Linked DNA regions of Homo sapiens: region 2 is linked to region 1. A link is a loop called in an ENCODE intact Hi-C map of the cell type or tissue named here. Cell type or tissue: GM12878. All regions are shown on one strand.

What was found. Hi-C counts contacts between places; a loop is a spot of excess contacts. Peaks named below come from ENCODE experiments on the same cell type or tissue, not always from the same donor. Only the 100,000 strongest peaks of a DNase experiment are listed, where the experiment ranks them.
Region 2: a loop joins it to region 1, with 3 times the contacts of the local background. A loop is called at or near these places in 2 of 110 quality-filtered maps.

What each region holds. Positions count from the first base shown.
Region 1 is chr1:75,903,993-75,911,992 of GRCh38, reverse strand. All of the region lies in intron 19 of MSH4 (mutS homolog 4), which reads right to left. Among named protein-coding and RNA genes, the nearest start is that of ASB17, 24 kb to the left of the region's middle. In GM12878, a CTCF peak has its summit at 3,197 (motif pointing left); a DNase peak (open chromatin) is centred at 3,062.
Region 2 is chr1:76,034,083-76,042,082 of GRCh38, reverse strand. LOC124904200 reads right to left here and starts at 719. Exons shown (of 5, transcript XR_007066173.1): 1 at 400-719; 2 at 185-298. In GM12878, no CTCF peak of the experiment used is centred here; no DNase peak of the experiment used is centred here; H3K27me3 peaks cover 158 bases.

The sequences.
Region 1 (8,000 bases):
TGAATAGAACTTCAGGACTGCAAATATACCTAGAAAATTCTTATTTCACCTCTTTGCCTGAACTAGATAGAGAAATCAGCATTTTTAATCTTAACTTTTTATGGAAAGTCTTAGTGAGTTTCCCTGAAATATAATCCCTTCAACTCATAATAGCAAGCAACTCCAGATTTTTTTTTACTTTTCACTATAGGAAAAATGAGTAAGATTTTATGAGGTAGAATAAGATTACCATATATTCACCCATCTATCTATTTGGTACACAGATCAATTACCAATTAGTCTATTATTTTAAGAAAGTTATTGAATATCTACTATCATCTATGTTCCAGGCCTCTAAGCTTACGTTTATATATCTATGGGGGATACAAAAATGTAAACCTCACATGATAACAGAACTCAAGGAGCTTACAGTCTTAATGGTTAAAAAAACAAAAGGCTTGTTGTAAGCAACTGATTATAATAATTAAGAAAAGTCCCATAAAACAGCCATAAAATACTCAGAGGAAGGGAAACTCACTTCCAGCTCAGGCCAAGAAAAGCTTGAATAGGATGGAGTATTGAAATTAATCCTGATAGATAAAACAGCCTAGAAGAGGGGGTATTCCACAGAGGAAACAGTTAGAGCAGGTACATTTGAAAGCATGGTACACAATCAGGTCAATATGATGAAATGGCAAGTAATTCAATGTAGTAATGACAAGTAATTTAATTTACAAGATTGAAATTGCAGAAATGTAGATTACGTGAAACCGAGTGATATTATGTAAGGGAGGTGTAGAAAACAAAGGAAAATCATGAAGCAGAAGCCAATAAGCTTTACAATCACGTAAAAACTGGTTAAGAAGGCAAATCCCTGAGCCACAGAAGATCCTTGACAATCTAGTATGGTACCCTGTATCTCAGGCAATTCTAATGCAGGTAATTCTAAAATATATTTTGAGAATTACAGAGGACTTTTTACACTAGACAAAGGAGTTCAACTTTACTTTGTAATAAATCATTAAAAGTTTCTGAGTAGGCAAACTACATAATAAAAACTATGCATTAGGAGACAATCTGGTAGAAGTGTATATAAATAGATTGAGAGAGAGAGAGAACTTACTGCATAGTCCTAATGACAGGTGATTAAGAGGAATGATCCATATATGACTTTGGTGAGTCACTGGGAGACTTAAAGGTGAAGAGATAAGAGTTTTTTTTAGAAGATGATAAATTTAACTTTGGCTTTTAAACATAGATTAAGATATGTAGGAGAAATATGGAGAAAAATATATAGATTCAGAGTTGAACAGAAATGATGATGGACGCTGTGAGAAAAGATGAGATCACCAAGTGCAGATTTTAGAAAGAAAAGAAACAAGGGCAAAAATCTTAGAAACTTTTATATTTAGTAAGTGGAATAAGAAAAAGTAATGATGATGGCTGGGTGCGGTGGTTCATGCCTGTAATCCCAGCACTTTGGGAGGAAGAGGCGGGTGGAATGCTTGAGCCCAGGAATTTGTTAAAAACCAGGCTGGGCAACACAGTGAGACCTTGTTTCAAAAAAAAGAAAAAAAAAGAAAAGAAAAAGTACTAGTGAAGAAGGGACAGAAGAAATAATCAAACAGGTAGGAGAATGAAAATATCCAGGAGAGAATAATTCCACATAGCCAAGAGAGGGCAGAATTAAGAAAAGAGAAAACAAGGGTAGTGTCAAGTGCCATAGAGAGATCATGGAAGATCAGAAGTGAAAAGAAGGACAAAGGATTTTATAATTAGTTGGTATTTAAGAGAAAACTTTGGGGAGAGTGATGACAATAAGACTCAGTTTAAACATGAGAAATGAAAGAAGCAAGCATGGGTTACTTTTGATAAGTTTGCAGTAAAAAGAAAATGAAATAATAGTTTGAAAAGTAGAGTAAACAGGCAGAATTTTAGGGGAGAAATCTAAGCATACTCTTAGAAAAAGGAAAAGCCTGTGACGAAAATATTAAAGATGCAAAAGAGAATAAAGGGAACTGAGAAGTAATAATAACTTAGTGGAGATTTTTTTAAAAGGTAGAATAGTTAACCTTCTGTCTGAAAGTCAGTCTCTTCCTCTGAGATAAGATGGAAGAGAGATGGAAGAAAAACAGAAATATTCAAAACAAAATTTTGAAGGAGGGGAGGTTCAAGAACTCATCAAGATGACCTCAAATTTGTTAAAAAGTAGGAGGCAGATTATCTGTAGAAAGTGAAGTGATTGAGAGTACAGGAAGAGTGAAACTGTTTCAAAAGAGTTATCGTAAAAGAAGCTAAATAATAAATAAAAAGAAAAAAATACAATTCTCATCACATACCATGGCCTGTCAGCGGGGGGAGGGGGTGGGAGGCAAAGGGAGGGATAGCATTAGGACAAATATCTAATGCATGCGGGACTTAAAACCTAGATGACGGGTTGATGGGTGCAGCAAACCACCATGGCACATGTAAACCTATGTAACAAACCTGCACGTTCTGCACGTGTATCCCAGAACTTAAAGTATATACTAAAAAAAAAAAAATACAATTCTGGATATCAACAAAATGGCAGAGTAGAAGCAGTCTGCCTTTGCTCTCCCCACAGAGAACCAAAAGCAAATATCTGGAGCACAGATTAACACCAGCAACATTTTAGAAGCCAAATCTGAGGCTGAAATGATAGTTGGGAGACAGAGAAGTGAAAAACTCTGAGCAGACTATAAAAAGAAAGAAAGTTCTCTATCTGCAATGTCCGTGCCCCAATCTGCCAGGCATCATGCACAGAAAATTCCTCCCAATCTCATTTGTTCTACTCTGGAAAAAGTGAGATTGAGGTGGATAGCCAGCTTCCCCACCATCCTGGGTTCCCTTGCAGAAAAATCATTCCTGCCTAAACCCACAGGAAGCACCACTAGTGCCTGGAGGGAGAAAACCGCCTGAGGGCAGCTAGAGACAAAAAGGGGAGTGGAATTAGAAACTCCAGCCTGTAAAACTACTCCTCATTTCAGTCGAAGGAGACACCAAATCAGTGTGGATGTACAGCAGCACCATGCTAGAGGAAGCAGATGCCACAGGTCATCTGGGTATAAACCCCTAGCCAGCCTTTCCACACAGCTGAGGTATCCCCTCTAAGAACCCTACCATCTGAGATGTGTAGTACTGCAAACATTTGCCAGAGCTGAGGAAATTCTGGGCTTAAGGTGCCATCTAGTGCTGAAAATGAGGCAGCAATCTAGGATTAAGGGGAATCACAGACAATTGCAAAGAACTTCTAAGCAAACATACAACCTAGAAAGTCCAACAAGCGAGACACTGAAGATAAACTGATCCTTCATTGCAAAAACATAGATATATATCCACAAGGAACAAGAGCAAACAGGAAACTATGATCTCCCCAAATGAACAAAGCAAGGAGCTGGTGATCAACATCGTGGTGAGATGGTGATACGTGAGCTCTAAGATCAAGAATTCAAAATAGCAGTTTTAAGAAAATTCATGAACTCTAAAACAGCACAGAAAAAGCAACTGATAAATTTATCAGAGAAATTTAATAAAGAGATTAAAGTTTGGCCGGGCACATTGGCTCACGCCTGTAATCCCAATACTTTGGAAGGCCAAGGTGGGCAGATCATTTGAGGTCAGGAGTTTGAGACCAGCATGGCCAACACAGTGAAACTCCATTTCTACTAAAAATACAAAAATTAGCCAGGCATGGTGGTGCACACCTGTAATCCCAGCTACACAGGAGGCTGAGGCAGCAGAATTTCTTGAACCCAGGAGGCAGAGGTTGCAGTGAGCTGAGATCACACCACTGCACTCCAGCCTGGGTGACAGAGCCAGACTCTGTCTCAAAAAAAAAAAAAAACAGATGAAAGTTTTTAAAAATCAAATGGCAAACAGATTTGAAACCCTGGAACTGAGAAATACATTTGTTGAACTTAAAAAAACTACAGAGGCTCTCCAAAAAAGAAATAGATCAAGCAGAAGAAAGAATCAGTGAGATTAGCCAGGCACAGTGGCTCATGCCTATAATACCAGCACTCTGGGAGACTGAGGCAGGCAGATCACTTCAGCCTAGGAGTTAGAGACCAGCCTGGCCAACATGGTGAAACCCCGTCTCACTAAAAAAATTAGACAGGCACGGTGGCACATGCCTGTAATTCCAGCTACTTGGGTAGCTGAGGCACAAGAAATACTTGAATCCAAGAAGCGGAGGTTGCAGTAAGCCAAGATATAGTCAGAGGGAAAAAAAAACAGAATGAAAGGAATAAAGACAGCCTGAAAGATTTTATACATATATATATATATATATATATATATATATGTATAGAGAGAGAGAGAGAGAGAGAGAGATACACCGTGGAAGAGCAAATCTAAGATTCACTGGTGTTCAAGAGAGAATTGAGAAAGAGCAAAGAGTAGAATGCCTATTTAAAGGAATAAAATGGAAAACCTACTAAACCTAGAGAAATATGTTAATATCTAGGTACAAGAGGTCACAGAACACCAAATATATTCATCCCAAATAAGACAAGCCAAATGATATAATAATCAAACTCTCAAAGGTCAAGGACAAAGAGAATCCTAAAAGCAGCAAGAGAAAAGAAGCAAATAACATATAAAGCAGCTCCAATTCATCTGGCAACAGACTTCTCAACAAAAACCATATAGATCAGGAGGGAGTGGAATAACAGATTCAAAGTGCTGAAGGGAAAAAAACTGCAAACTGAGAATACTATACCTAGCAAAACTTTCCTTCAAACATGAAGGAGAGAAAAAGTCTTTTCTAGACAAACAAAAGCTGAGGAAATGCATCATTACTAGACCCATATTATAAGAAATGTTAAAGGGAGCTCTTAAATCTGAAAGGAAAGAATGCTAACATGCAAAAGACAAACAAACAAACAAACTTGAAGTTTAAATGTAAGTACATAAATTCAGAATACTCTAATACTATAAATGTGATGTGTAATCTACTCATATCTCTAACATAAAGACTATAAGACACATTTATTAGCTGGGCGTGGTGGTGGGCGCCTGTAGTCCCAGCTACTCAGGAGGCTGAGGCAGGAGAATGGTGCGAACCCAGGAGGCAGAGCTTGCAGTGAGCCAAGATCGCGCCACTGCACTGCAGCCTGGGCAAGAGAGTGAGACTCAATCTCAAAAAAAAAAGAAAAAAAAAAAGACACGTTTATGAAAATAGTAACTACAGACACCTTTAAAGAAATAGACAATATAAGAAGGTGTAAATTGAGACAAGAAAAAATCAAAATGTCAGGGGAATGAAGTTAAAGTACGGAGTGTTTCAGTTTTTCCATTGTTTGTTACTTTCTTCTCTCTATGGTCAAAACTAAGTAGTTATCTGTTTAAAATAAAGTGTTATAGCTATAAAATATTTTATAAGCCTCATGAAAATCATAAATTAAAATATATATATTTAAATTTATATAATATATAATATATTATATATTATATATATTATATATAATATATACATATTATATATTATATATATATAATATATAATATGTATATATTATATATAATATATATAATATTGTATATATATTATATATATTAAAAATATAAAGCAATGAATTAAAACATACTACCAGAAAAAATTACTTAATCAAAAAGGAAGAAAGAGAGCACTTACAAAACAACCAGATAACAAGTAACAAAATGGTAGCAGTAAGTCTTTATCAGTAATAGTATTGAATGTAAATGTCCTAAATTCTCCAATTAAAAGACATAAGAGTGTCTAAATGGATTAAAAAAACAAGACTTAAAAAAACAGGAGTTCAAGACCAGCATGGACAACATGGTGAAACCCTGTCTCTATTAGAAATACAAAAATTAGCTGGGTGTACAGGCGGGTGCCTGTAATCCCAGCTACTTGGGAGGCTGAGGCAGAAGAATCGCTTGAACCTGGGAGGTGGAGGTTGCAGTGAACTGAGATCAAGCCACTGTACTCCAGCCTGGGTGACAGAGCAAAACTCTGCCTCAAAAAAAATAAAAGAAATAAAATAAGATCTAACTGTATGATGCTAACTAGAAACTCACTTCACCTACAAAGTCATACTAGACTAAAAGTAAAGGGATGGAAGAAGATATTCCAGATAAATAAAAACCAAAAAAGAGCAGGAGTAGCTATGTTTATATCAGATAAGATAGACTTCAAGTCAAAGACTGTAAAAAGAGACAAAGAATGTTATTCTATAATAATAAAGGGGTCAATTCAGCAAGAGGACATAACAATTATAAATATATATTCACCCAACAGTGGACCATCCAAATATGTAAAGCAAAAATTCATAGATATAAAGAGAAATATAGACTGCAATACAATACTAGTAGGGGTCTTCAACATTCCATTCTCAGTAATGGCCAGATCATCCAAACAGAAAATCAACAATTAAACACTGAAGTTAAACTACACTCTAGACTGCCTGGACCTCACTGACATTTGCAGAACATTTCATCCAACTGCTGCAGAATACAAATTCTTCTCATCATCACATGAAACAGTCTCCAGGATAAACAATACATTAGGCCACAAAACAAGTGTCAATAAATTCAAAAATGTCGAAACCCTATGAAGTATATTTTATTCCACAATGGAATAAAACTAGAAATCAATAACAGAATGAACTTTTGGAAACTATATATATAAATACATGGAAAATAAACAACATGCCCCTGAACAATCAATGGGTCAATAACGACATTAAAAAGAAAAATTTAAAAATTCTTGAAAAAAATACATGACATACTAAAATCTATGACATACAGCAACATATTGCTAAGAGAAACGTTTATAGCAATAAACACCTACAACAAAAAAGTAGAAACATTTAAAAAAAAACAACAACAACCTAACGTGGTACTTCTCAAAGCTAGGAAAGCAAAAACAACAAGCCAAACCTAAAATTGGTAGAAGAAAAGAAATAATAGAGATCAAAGCAGAAATAAATGAAGTTGAAACTAAAATAAATACAAAAGACAAACAAATCTTTACTAGACCAACTAAAAAGAGAGAAGACCCAAATAAAATCAGAAATGAAAAAGGAGACATAACAATTGATACCACAGAAATACAAAGGATCATTAGAGACTATTGTAAACAACTATATGCCAACAAATTGGAAAACTTAAAAGAAAGAAAGAAATTTCTGGAGACATACAACTTACCAAGATTGAAGCATGAAGAAATAGAAAACAAGAATAGACCTATAATGAATAATGAGATTGAAGTAATAATAAAAAATCTCCCTTCAAAGAAAACCCCACAGTATAGGGAGACCCCCATCTCTGCAAAACAGTAAATAAATAAAAATTAGCCAGATGTGGTGGTGTGTACCTGTGGTCTCAGCTATTTGGGAGGCTGAGGTAAGAGGATTACTTGAGCTAGGAGGTCAAGTAAGCAGTGGGCTGGGATTGCACCACCACACTCCAGTCCAGGCAACAGAACAAGATCCTGTCAAAAAAAAAAGAAAGAAAAAGAAAAAGAAGAAAAGCCAGTACCTGATGACTTCACTGCTGCATTATACCAGATATTTTTAAAGAAGAATGAATAGCAAGTCTAATCAAATTATTTCAATTAATTACAGAGGAGGGAACACTTCCAAACTCATTCTATGAGGCTAGTATTACCCTGATATCAAAACCAGACTATGAAACAACAAATAAAGAAAACTACAGGCCAATATTCCTGTTAAACATAAATTAAGAACCCAACCAAATACTAGCAAACCAAATACAACAACACACTGAAAAGATCATTCACCATGATTACACGGAATTCATCCCAGGGATGCCAGAATGATAAAACATATGCAAATCAATAAATATGATATGTCATATTAACAGAATCAAGGACAAAAACCATGTGATCTTTTCAATAGATGCCGAAAAAGTATTTGACAAAATTCAACATTCCTTTATGACAAAACGTCTCAACAAACTGGGTGTAGAAGGAACACACCTCAAAACAATAAAGGACATACATTACAAACCCACAA
Region 2 (8,000 bases), 130 kb before region 1:
CCACTGTGTCTGCTTTTTATTTCTCCAGCACACATCTTCCCAAAACTAAATCCTATGTCTTCAATAGCAGACAGGGGTAAGAGAAACATACACCATGTGGCCTTCATGTGAGTCACCTGTGTGACAGGTCATTAAGGCATTTAGGGAGATGAGTGGCAAATCAGGAGTCAAAGAAAGAGGTTACCTGGTATCTGGAAGCGCTTCTCGCTCTTCCACTTCCTCAGCTGCAATTCATTCTCTTCTTTTCTTTTACCTTTTCCTCTCCCTTTTCTTCTTCTTTTTCTCCCCTTTTCTGTCTCTGAAACATGGAAAAACACTTTTGAAAAGCATGTTACTCAGTTAAAAGAACAGATAATACATGGATCAGTTACAGGGTTTGCAGTCTGCTCTCTCCCTCACCTCTCACGTGTACATCCCCCATCTACTAAAAACCAAAAGCCAAAACAAATAAACACAAAACAAAACAAAAACCCTTCTTGGGAAGAGCAGCTCTTCCTCTCTCCCCTCTCTTCCCAACCCCACCCCTATCAACTCCCAGGGAGGTTGGGAGCTGCCTTTGGGTCACTAGATTTCACAAATGAAGATCAAGGTACTTGTTAGAAATAATTAAAATAATGTGCAGAATTAAAGAAGACCTTGGAGGGGAGGGGAGGCCCTGTAAGTCAAGAGCCACCCTCCCGGCCAGGCGCAGTGGCTCACGCCTGTACTCCCAGCACTTTGGGAGGCAGAGGCGGGTGGATCACCTGAGGTCAGGAGTTCAAGATCAGCCTGGCCAGCATGGCGAAACCTCGTCTTACTAAAATTACAAAAAAAAAAAAAGTGAACCCAGGAGTAGTGGCAGGCGCCTGTAATCCTGGCTACTTGGGAGGCTGAGGCAGGAGAATTTCTTGAACCCGGGAGGAGGAGGTTGCAGTGAGCCAAGATCGCGTGATTGTACTCAAGCTTGGGTGTCAAGAGCAAAACTCCGTCTCAAAAAAAAAAAAAAAAAAAAAAAAACCGCCCTCCCCCACTCCTGACTGACTTCAAAACTCAGTTTGAAGTTGAGAGTTGAATCCAAGGAGTGGAGAGGGGAACTCGGGGAGTGGAGACATGCAGGCTCTATGGGCACTGGAAGCACGTCTGACACATAGGAGACATTTAGTAAATATTATTGAATTAATTAAAAACAACAGGAGTGGAGACAAAAATCTATGTGGGAGCTACAAATTAGATCTCCTTGTTTATTTTCTAAGAGTCCAATAAAGATTTGAATTGCTGTTAATTACTTTTGCTTGATGGATTGGAGTTCTTTCTGTGACACTCTGTGAGAGGAGAGAGAAAGAAATCAACTAGGCAGATAGGGCAAGGGTCCTAAGTAGAATTCCCTTCTAACAAAAAAGCAGCTTCTAACACAGAAAGGGGCCTCCTGTGTGACATACAGACATACAGTGGGCCCCAGTAAGCACAGTCCTCTCCCTTCTTGGAAATACTCAGACAAGGAGGTTTGCACAGCAGGGAGTGCCTGCAGCAGCACTGATAAGACGAGCTACCCTGGACCAGGAGCGTCCACTGTAGAGGGTCCCGCCTCCTGGCCTTTTTCACACATGCGCAGTGGGAAGAGATAGGCAACATGGAGTAACTCAGACTAAGGAGCCCGCATGAGCACTAGAAAAAGTGGGGTGGGAACTGTCAGAAATTTGAGCCTTATGTAAATGAAACACCCTCCCCACCAGCTTGTCTATAAAAACCCTTGCATTTCATTGTAAAATGGCAACCCATCTTTCTGGGACCCCTCTCTGCTCCCGAGAGCTTTCTTCCTTTCGCTTATTAAACTTCTGCTCTAACCTCACCTTTGGAGTGTCCGCATCCTTGATTTCCTCTGCCGTGATAACAAGAACTTCCAGTAATACCCAGACAATGAGGCTGGTTTCAACTCTTTGCCCTGGCTTTTATTCAAGTTACATACACACATTGTCATCTGCCACGCTGGGAAATTGATATCACTTAGTAAACCACAAAGCTGGTGTTAGAATGGGGTTTGTGACTCTTGTGGATGAGCATCCAATGACAAGATACATTTGCTTTTTACATATAAATATGTCTCCCTGGCCGGGCGCGGAGGCTCACGCCTGTAATCCCAGCACTTTGGGAGGCCGAGGCTGGTGGATTGCCTGAGGTCAGGAGTTCATGTGTGGCCAACACGGTGAGGCCCCTTCTCTACTAAAAATACAAAAAAATTAGCCGGGTGTGGTGACGTGCGCCTGTAATCCAGCTACTCGGGAGGCTGAGGCAGGGGAATTGCTTGAGCCAGGGAAGTGGAGGTTGCAGTGAGCCGAGATTGTACCACTGCACTCCAGCCTGAGCGACAGAGCAAGACTCCGTCTCAAAGAAAAAAAAAAAAAAAGTCTCCCCAAGAAAACCATAGAATGCTTACCATTTTAACATGTTATTTTAGAGAGGTGATAGTGCCAAATCCCTTATTACACAGGTACTAAGTTATAGACTTCCAGATGGAATGTAAGGAAATACAAAATATTTTTAATGAAGCAGTAGAATGAAAGTAAAAATGGGTGAAATGTATTTATACTTTGAAGAATAGCAGTTGAACATCTCTGGGTGCCAGACATTGTGCTGGGTGCAATGTAGCATTAGGAAATGTGGTTAGAGCATCAGAAAATCAGAAATTCTGATTTACATTAGGAGTGTGGTAAATGCATTTCTATCCATATGAGAATATAAGTTGAAATCATATAATTCCCTCCTTCTGGGAATGTTAACCTCCCTCTTTGGGGAATCTCGTCTCTCCCTGATTCTAGACATGCGGAGGTTCTAAAGGGGGCTTTACACGATAGGGCCCCGTTGTTTTGGCCACAATTGATGAGTCCAGAGATGGGCATCTAACCCAAACCAGCTAGAGATGTTGCTGAAGGTTTTGCTTCTCATTATGTAAAGAAGCTTGTCTGGAAAAAAAAAGCGGGGAATGGGGAGGTGGTGTGCAAAAGAAAAGGAAAGAAAAAGAGGGAGAGAAAGAGAGGCCTGAGAGAACAAGAGTCCCTAGCTCCATGGGCCTGTGCTCAGCCACACCCCTGCTTTCTCCTGCAGACAACTGAACTGATAAATTTCCATTTTTTACTAAACTAGCTTGAGTTACTTTTTTTTGTCACTAGTATTCAAAATGTTTCTAACTAATATACTTAATATGTTTAAAGTGGTATATATAAATAAGCAAGGGGCTTTGCTAAGCCAAAGAATTATTTTATGAGCCTTAAAAAAATTGACTTTTGAAACCAAAGCCTGTGTTTAAAATCCCAAGTTTATTGCTCACTAGTGGAGTAATCTTGGGCTACTGCCCTTGAACTGTGGTTTCAATACTACCTATAAAAAGCGATAAATACATACATTTATAGATACACATATATGTATATAACTTTTTGTCCTAAGGATCAAATGAGATAATATATATTAAACACTGTAAGTATAGTTCATTCTGTGAAAGGTGGTCATTGTTTTATACCCACTCTGATGATCCTGAATTAAAGGAAACAAAAGTTACAGACACGCTGTTGCTATACTGAAAGAATGTGGGCTGGAATGATTGAGGGAGTTTAAGAACATTCCTCAGTCAGATGGGGAGAGAATTATAGCCATGTTAAGTGAGCTCTTGGTAATTATTCAGAGCAAAGTCAGCAGAATTATTTTGCCACAGATAATACAGATAAGGGACCTGATAGAGTAAGTAGATTACCTCCTTTAGAGCTAATGCGAAACTATTTGGTAACATGAGAAAGAAAGTGGAAGAAATAGCACTTCTAGAGGTAACTAATGCTTTTCTGAAGATTCCTGGTTTTTTCCAGGGATCTCAGCATATCAACTGGACAACTTGATTAGACTCTATGTAGATACTGATGTCTGCGCATAGTCAGTCACTAGAGAAGGTGCACTAGTGGATCACTAGAGAATTATAAAAAGAACCTTAACTATTAATTTATGCAAAGGATTCTGGTAAGTTGTCTTAGATGAAGAATATGGTGCTAAAATTGCATCATTTGCAATCCTTGGTTGTGTGAACACAGTGTCACACTTTCTGGATTGATGATCTGCTTTTCAAAATTTGGCCAGTGGTTCAGCTATTTGAAGAAGTTATAAAGGCATCATCACAATGTTTAACGAAAGTGTAAAAGATCATCTGGGGCATCTCAGATTAATGCCAATTGAAAATCATAAGGGTGATCTGAAACACAACTTTAAAAATGCTAATTGGAACTTCCAGATGTCAAATACTCCACAGGAGATGGAAAATAAACAAGTAGACCTTCCTCCCCTCCACCCATTTTTCCTCATCCCTGCCATGTGAAATAACAAACAGCTTCAAATCACCTCCAACCAAAACGCAGCTGTTGTCTTCTGTATGTCACTTTCCCTGAGCCTCCAATGCGGCTCTCACCTCTAAAGCAAAGTACAGAAAATCGTTGTCTGCTTGGAGTTCCTAAGGCATGATATTCATCACCTGCTAGTATGACCTTTATCCTATAATGTTGCAGGTACTAAAGTAAGTGTTTGGTTTCCCATACATGACTTCAGGCAAAGTGCTAAGTGTATTCTTTGAGTCCTGGGACTTTGGACTCACAACACTTGTTGAATATTGGAGTTTCCTCTTACAGGACGGACATCTGCTTCCCACTGAGAAGTTGAGTACTGAGCCCTGGGTAATTTTAAAACTGCTCCACCTTCATCAGGACCTTTGGAGAAGCTTTCTTTGTCCTCATGTGGGTGTCACATTTGAAGAAAACCAACAAGAAGCCACTGAAGTTTTTAAGATAATTGACTTCCTCCAACTACATGGAAGACAAATAATTTAACTTAAAAAATAAGTGAGCCAGTTGTGATAGCCACGGAGGATGACAGTGTGGGAAAAAGATGGGTTCTCTCAGGCAAAGGGGACTGTGCCTCTCTAAAGCTATATGTCTGAGAGGTGGGGTGGTCACAGATTACATCAAATCTGGAGTATTACACTGAGATACTTATAATGTTTCATTAATCTGATTTAACTCAGCATAGGGAATGTAATTTGTTTATCCAGATCCTAGAGTATTAAGAGATTTGTGCAAAACTGAAATTTCTAAGTTGATTTTGAAGATTCCAGATGTTCCATTATTTATTCAAAATGTCAAATACTATATCATATACAGGCTTGGGGTTAGGTTTTCATGTAAGGCTAGAGTAGGATAAAACATACTGTTATGTATCTTTTAATAAAAGGATTAACAAGGGAAAGATATTTGTCTTCTATTCAGAAAAACTATTTAGCACTTATAGAGCTTTGATAAAATCAGGATTGTCAGAATCGTGATTTCTGGAGAAATATTAGAATGATCCAAGCTTCACTGCACACCTTTGAAATCAGACTCCCAATGTGCAATCACAAAGCAGGTGGGAGCTGGGGTTTGAAATCACTGTTCTAGATTAACTGCTTTCTTATTGGAGAATATGCACAAGAAAAAAACCAGAAAACTCAAGAAAGAGGCTAAAAAGCCTACCTCTGTACATTTCAGGGCAATAATTCTGTAAATTTGTCATCATTTGCAGTCTTAATAATTCCTACTCTCAGAGCCAGCCCAGCCTCAAAAATCTGCATTTTAACAAACTTTCATGTGATTCTGGTCTTAGGGTACCATTTTCAAACATTTCCTGTGGGCTCACTTTAATAAGAATGTGGCTGTTGTTAAGCAAAATGCTTTGTGCTATGAGAGGAGAATGAGAGTTGAAGCAATAATATTCAAGGTATGCAGTATGGTTTCACATGCTGTGATTTATTGATGATGATAAGTGATAGGTCATTCTAATCAGTCAAATTATCCATCAGGTATTAGTGTTGTGTTCCAACATTGAGCATCCCATGATCTGTGGATCCCTTTTGACTCACACGCTAGTTCCACAATGAAAGATTAGAGTTGTGCCCTCATAGAAAAATTGCTGGGGATAATGAGCATGCCATTTTCTCACTGACATTCTTCTATTAAATAATGTAGGTAATTTAATTTGTATGGATATACATTCTTTCTAAGGGACTTAAATATATCCCAAATCTCAATTTTTAAAGTAGCCCATAAATAGTTAATATATCATAAATTGGTCTTCATGCCAAAAGGTTCCAAGAAATTCTTCACATATATCACCTCATTTAATCCTAACAACAGCCCTATGAGATAGATACTAAGAATATTCCTATTTTACATATAAAAAAGCAAGGTGTAGAGACATTAAGAAACTTCGATACAGTCATGTGGCCAGTAAGTGCTGGAATCAAGATTTGAACTCACATCTGTCAGACTCCAGACTCATGTAAAAGAACCAAAGGCACATCCAGGCCTGGCTGATTCTCCCAAATGGACTAAAAATATGGGGAAATGGTTATATTTTATTGTATGGTTTAGACTAAGGAGCAAGAAAGCTGCTGCTCCTTTTCTGGACCGGGAGAGAATAATGGAGAGTGGTCTTCATTTGCCTAGTTTTAATCTATGATATGATGATGCTCAGCAAGCAGTGGTTCATGTAACCACTCTCATAGGGCTCTCACAGTTTAGTCCTCAGCCTGAGCACTGCCCACCGTACACCTTTCCAGAGAACATCACATCCATGTGTAATGGAAAAGCTCACGTATAAGTAAGGGGGCTTCTTGTTTAATTTGAAGTATATTGCTACAAATAGTTTTCTGTTTGGATATCAAATCATCTGGGCAGATATATGAAACTGATGGGTTGAGAATAGGTGGACATTTTTGAAACTCTCAAAGGCAAACAATGCAAGGTCCATAACTGTAAGCTACTAGGCAAACTGATGCCACCTCCTGACAAAGCCAGGACATTTTAGACTGTGAAATTATAGAGGAGGAACAGTCAGTTATGAATACAAAATGCTAACTGCAAATCACATCTCTGGCAATCTCAACTACCGGAACATAGCCAGAAACTAAAAAACAATAAAAAAAAATGACTTCTGAAACAGTAAAAGAGAAATCAAAGCCCATGTGCTTATCTCATACAGAAAAGCTTGGCTGTCACTTAGATCTTACTGACTTCTACTTTAGAAACAATTTTAGGAATCAACCCAAATGCCCATCAATGATAGACTAGATAAAGAAAAGTGATACATATATACCATGGAATACTATGCAGCCATAAAAAGGAATGAGATCATGTCCTTTGCAAAGACATGGATGGAGCTGGAAGCCATTATCCTCAGCAAACTAACGCAGAACAGCAAACCAAACACCACATGCTCTCACTTATAAGTGGAAGCTGAACAATGAGAACAATGGACACAAAGAGGAGAACGACACACACTAGGGTCTTTTGTGGGGTGCAGGGCAAGGGGGAGGGAGAGCATCAGGATAAAAAGCTAACGAATTTGAGGCTTAATATCCAGGTGATGGGTTGGTAGGTGCAGCAAACTGCCATGGCACATGTTTACCTATATAACAAACCTGCACATCCTAAACATGTATCCTGGAACTTAAAATAAAATAAAATAAAGATTTTTAAAAAAGAAACAATTTTAACAAAGTTGGTAATCAGCAATAAGTGGGGCAGATGCTAGTGTGAAGCACATTCATAGCCCCAGTAATAGCTGATAACTGATGGAGAAAAAAATCTTAAAAACTATTTTTAAAAATTCAGAAATAGAAAGTTACCACAGTGTGAGAATAAAAAAGGGTAATAGTTCAAAGCCCTGCATGTCTCCTGGTCATAAGGACATCATTCTACTACAGCCTATTAGATTCCATTGTATTACTGATAGACACATTAGTCACGGTCCATCAGAAAGTCATTCATTAATATGCTGCCTACTGTTTAAAAGGTAGGGAAGGATATAATCATTTGAGAAAGAGGCAAGGAGAAAGACTTTTCACTGTTACCTTTTAATCTTAGGGCCATGTTGTTTAGTCAGCTTGGGCTGCCATAACCAAATACCACAGACTGAGTGGCTTAACAGAAATTTATCTTCTTACAGTTCTGGAGGCT